Linked DNA regions of Homo sapiens: region 1 is linked to region 2. Evidence: read pairs that join two places in POLR2A ChIA-PET (ENCODE). Cell type or tissue: A673. All regions are shown on one strand. Region 1 overlaps GADD45GIP1 (GADD45G interacting protein 1). Region 2 overlaps CACNA1A (calcium voltage-gated channel subunit alpha1 A).

Evidence for each region. Peaks named below come from ENCODE experiments on the same cell type or tissue, not always from the same donor. Only the 100,000 strongest peaks of a DNase experiment are listed, where the experiment ranks them.
Region 1: POLR2A ChIA-PET joins it to region 2 with 26 read pairs; 2 of 35 experiments call an interaction of 5 or more read pairs at or near these places.

The regions. Positions count from the first base shown.
Region 1 is chr19:12,953,701-12,956,200 of GRCh38, forward strand. GADD45GIP1 (GADD45G interacting protein 1) reads right to left here. Exons shown (of 2, transcript NM_052850.4): 2 at 1-826. The coding sequence ends at 508. Among named protein-coding and RNA genes, the nearest start is that of GADD45GIP1, 2.3 kb to the right of the region's middle. RefSeq lists an enhancer at 1-6. In A673, no CTCF peak of the experiment used is centred here; no DNase peak of the experiment used is centred here; H3K4me3 peaks cover 395 bases; H3K27ac peaks cover 1,099 bases.
Region 2 is chr19:13,251,744-13,254,243 of GRCh38, forward strand. It overlaps CACNA1A (calcium voltage-gated channel subunit alpha1 A), which reads right to left. Exons shown (of 47, transcript NM_001127222.2): 30 at 1,248-1,358. Among named protein-coding and RNA genes, the nearest start is that of IER2, 100 kb to the left of the region's middle. In A673, no CTCF peak of the experiment used is centred here; no DNase peak of the experiment used is centred here.

The DNA of each region.
Region 1 (2,500 bases), 300 kb before region 2:
CTGGCTGGGCACAGGCAGGCATGGTGACGGGTGCCTGGAAGGGGGAGAGGAGTCTGTGAGTCCCTGCAGATTGAGGCTTCCGGTGTCTCCTCCCCCAGTGTGTCATTTCCAGGCAGTGGACCCCAGCCCAACGTTACAAGGACTGCTTCTCCCCGGCCCCCACCATCATCACCACAGTCTGTTTTGGCTATACTTCCCCCCCCACCAGCCTTGTAATTGGCTAATTACTGGAGATGAATGTTGGTAAACAGAAGCCTTCTTCTCTTCTGCCATCTGCTTCTCCATTATTTGCCCATTGTACACCCCCCTTTTCCTCCCACTGAAGCCCCAGTTAGTCAGCAGGGCCTAGAGTCCCTGTCCCCTTTTGAGTACAGCCAAGTGGGGGATTCCCCAGCTCTTAAGTATTGGGGGAGGAACCAGGGGACCCAGAGAGGCACACCTTGAGAGGACGCAGATCTCTTCAGGGGTACTGCCAGGTAGCAGGCTTTATTGGGAAGGGACAAAGCCTCAGGAGCTGGGTGCCCCAGAGGCTGCTGGGTCTTGAGCCACAGCTGCAGCCAATGCAGCAGCTCGCGCCTCCTTCTTCCGTTTCTGTTTTTCCTCCTTGAGGCGCTTGCGCTCCTTCTTCTCTAGGTCCTGGAGCAGCTCCTGGAAGCGGGCACTCCTTGGGTCCACCTGGTAGCCCAGGAGCTCCTGGGCCTCAGCCTGCAGTCGGGCCCTCCTCTCCTTGTCAGCCTGGGCCTTCTCCCAGTTCTCCCGCTGCTGCTGCTGCCAGTTCACAATCATCTGTGGCATCTTGGCCATGCACTCTGCGATGTGCTGCTCCCTGCAGGGGAGGGAGAGTGGGCTGTGACACTGGCACTCAGCCAGGGCAGAGCCCACCCACCCATATCTCACCCATAGGCCTTTGCCCACGAGCCTGCCTCCTCAACTCCCCCAGTAGATTAACTGTCAGGAAAAGCCCTTGACAAGTGAAGAAACAGGAAGAGATGATGAGAAAGTTACCTGTGCATGAATTTGATCACAAGGGCATGTCAAGCCCCAGTAAACCCCAGGTGCCAAAGCCAAATCAGCATTTCACTGAGCTGCCTACTGAGCAAGCCAAGTGCCACTCCCATGGATAATTTCACACCTTTATTTCATAGACATTGCTGAGCACTTCCTGTACAGAGGCCAGGCCCAATTCTAGGCACAGGAGTGAAAGCAAGAAAGACATTTCCCACCAATCCTTGAGTTTGTAGCTACCAGTCACAGCCCCATTTTTTTCTTTTAAGTTCAGGGGTACAAGTGCAGGTTTGTTACGTAGGTAAACTTGTGTCATGGGGTTTTTTTGTACAGATTTATTTCATCACTCAGGTATTAAACCTAGTACCTAGAGGTCATTTTTCCTGATCCTCTCCCTCCACCCTCCAAAAAGCCCTAGTGTGTGTTGCTCCCCTGTGTGTCCATGTGTTCTCATCATTTAGCTCCCACTTACAAGTGAGAACACGTTGTATTTGGTTTTCTGTTCCTGTGTTAGTTTGCTAGGGATGATAGCCTCCAGCTCCCGTCGTGTCCCTGCAAAGGACATGATCTCGTTCTTTTTTATGACAGCCTCATTTAAGGATTAGAAAAGTAAAAGAATTAAGCCCTATAATGGTCATCTGGCTGAGGAGGGGCAGAAACAGGAGTCCCTGCTCCATGATTCCCTGCCTGGGTGATCAGACGCATGACTTCACTTCACCAAGCCTCAGTTTCCTCATCTCTAAAATTAGGGCAATCCCTTCTTCCTCTTAAGGCTATTAGGAAAACAAGAAGATTAAACACCAGGAACACACTTGACCTACCCCCTTCACGCTCCAGGATGTGGCATTATCTATAAGAGATGCCCCTGGTCTGGCCCGACGCGGTGGCTCACGCCTGTAATCCTAGCACTTTGGGAGGCCGAGGCAGATGGATCACCTGAGGTCAGGAGTTTGAGACCAGCCTGGCCAATATGGCGAAACCCCATCTCTACTAAAAATACAAAAAATGAGCCGGGTGTGGTGGTGGGCGCTTGTAATCCCAGCTACTCGGGAGGCTGAAGCAGGAGAATCTCTTGATCCTGGGAGGCAGAGGTTGCAGTGAGCTGAGATTGCACTCCAGCCTGGGCAACAAGAGCAAAACTCTGCCTCAAAACAACAACAACAACAACAACAAAAAGATGCCCCTGGTCCTTCAGACCTGCCTCTGTATCTGACCTCTGCCCTCTTGGTTCCAGGACCCATCACCTTCCTGCCCTCACCTTTTCCCCAGCCACACTGGCTTCCTGGCTGTTCTTTAAGGCATATCGTATCTCAGGGCATTTGCCCCAGCTGTTCCCTTTACCAGAAACTTTCTACCCAAGAGATCGCCCCATAGCTAAGTCTGGTTATTCAGGTCTTTGCTTAAACATCACCTCCTCAGAGAGGCCTGAGGCTTCCCAAACCAAAGCTGCCCTCAGGCACACACTCTTCACTCTTTTACCTTCCTACTAGTCGGC
Region 2 (2,500 bases):
GGTGAAAAATAAAGACATATTTATTTTTATTATTATTATTTTTTTGAGACTTGCTCTGTTGCTCAGGCTGGAGTGCAGTGGTGTGATCTCAGCTCACTGTAACCTCCACTTTGTGGGTTCAAGCGATTCTCCTGCCTCAGCCTCCTGAGTAGCTGGGATCATGGGCACCCACAAGCACGCCAGGCTAATTTTTTGTAGTTTTAGTAGAGATGGGGTTTTGCCATGTTGGCCAGGGTGGTCTCGAACTCCTAGGCTCAAGTGATTTGCCTGCCTCTGCCTCCCAAAGTGCTGGGATTACAGGTGTGAGTCACTGTGCCTGACCTCTGTGTTTGTTTTTTAAAGATGGAGTCTTGCTGTTGCCCAGGCTGGGGTGCAGTGGCATGATCATAGCTCACTGCAACCTCCACCTCCTGGGCTCAAAATATCTTCCCACCTCAGCCTCCTGAGTAACTGGCACTACAGGCACGAGTTACCATGCCTGGCTAATTAAAAAAAAATTTTTTTTTTTTTTGTAGGGACAGGGGCTTGCTTTGCTGCCCAGGCTGGTTGAGAACTCCTAGCTTCAAGCGATCCTCCTGCCTTGGCCTCCTGAAGTGCTAGGATTACAGGCATGAGCCACTGTGCTCAGCCTGATTTCAGTTTTCTTTCTTTCTTTCTTTTTTTTGAGACAGAGTTTCACTCTTGTTGCCCAGGCTGGAGTGCAGTGATGTGATCTCGGCTCACCACAACCTCTGCCTCCCAGGTTCAAGCGATTCTCCTGCCTCAGCCTCCCGAGTAGCTGGGATTACAGGCATGCGCCACCACACCCGGCTAATTTTGTATTTTTAGTAGAGACAGAGTTTCTCCATGTTGGTCAGGCTGGTCTCGAACTCCCGACCTCAGGTGATCCGCCCACCTTGGCCTCCCAAAGTGCTGGAATTACAGCCATGAGACACCTCGCCCAGCCTGATTTCAGTTTTCTTATCTCTAAAATGGATGCTAAAGACTCCCAGCCATGATGACTCCCATCATTTTGAGGAACTGGATACATAAGCAGCCATATGGTAACACTCACAGGTTGGGTCTCCCTGGGACTCCTTGGCAAACACAAGAATGCCTAAGTAGGATCTGTGGCCACTGGCAGGATACTGAAGCCACCCTTGAGGTTGGGGTTCTTGGGGCCACGTTGGGAGACCATCATCCAGGACCCATTGTTCCCCCTTGGGCTTCTCCCAAGCCCATAGCTGTAGCCCCAAGGTGGTACTTACCAGAATCCCAAAAGCCATGACTTTCAGCACACATTCCAGAGAGAAGAGGGAGGTGAAGACGATGTTGAACACCCGCAGGGCATTTTCATAAGCAACAGAAGCCCCATAGAACTAGGGGAAAGAAGCAGGAGTAGCAGGGGTCAGCGAGCAGGGGTGGGAAGTGGGAAGTGGGGAGGCAGCTTCATGGCTGTTCTCCAGGCAACACTCCAGCCCCAGGCAAGGTCTGAGCAACCTCACTGGTAGGAGGCACAGTTCAGGAAAGCCCCGCTCTCCGCCGGACTAGGCTCTTCTTTTCACATCCAAAAAAACAAAAACCTCCCCCAACCTTTTTTTTTTTTTTTTGGTAGACGGGGTCTTCCTATTTTGCCCAGGCTGGGCTTGAACTCACAATCCTACCTTAGCCTCCTGATAGTCGGGACTATAGGCATACGCCATTGTGCTTGGCTGAATTATACTTTTTTTTTTTTTTTTTTTTTGAGGAGTCTCACTCTGTCACCCGGGCTGGAGTGCAGTGGCGCGATCTCGGCTCACTGCAAGCTCCACCTCCTGGGTTCATGCCATTCCCCTGCCTCAGCCTCCCAAGTAGCTGGGACTACAGGTGCCCACCACCATGCCCAGCTAACTTTTTGTATTTTTAGTAGAGACAGCGTTTCACCGTGTTAGCCAGGATGGTCTTGATCTCCTAACCTTGTGATCGCCCTCCTCGGCCTCCCAAAGTGCTGGGATTACAGGCGTGAGCCACCGTCCCCGGCTTCCTTATTTTTTTTGAGACGGAGTCTCACTCTGTTACCCAGGCTGGAGTGCAGTGGTGTGATCTCAGCTCACTGCAACTTCCGCCCCCTGGGTTCAAGCGATTCTCATGCCTCAGCCTCTCACGCAGCTGGTATTATAGGCATGCGCCACCACGCCCAGCTAATTTTTGTATTTTTAGTAGAGACGGGATTTCACCATGTTGGCCAGTTGGTCCCGAACACCTGGCCTCAAGTGATCCGCCTGCCTCGACCTCCCAAAGTGCTGGGATTACAGGTGTGAGCCACCTTGCCCGGCCACTATTGATCGTTTTTGAAGTGCCGAGAAGGAGCTAAGGTCCTTGCATGAACTTTCTCATTCAATCCTCTCACCTCCTCTGGAGGGGGCAAATGTGCTCTTATTATCATTCCCATTTTATTGACAGGGAAACTGAGTCCCCAGAAAGTCACTGGTTGCTTGTACAAAGGTAAATGAATTAAATGGAAGAGCTGGGCTTGAATCCA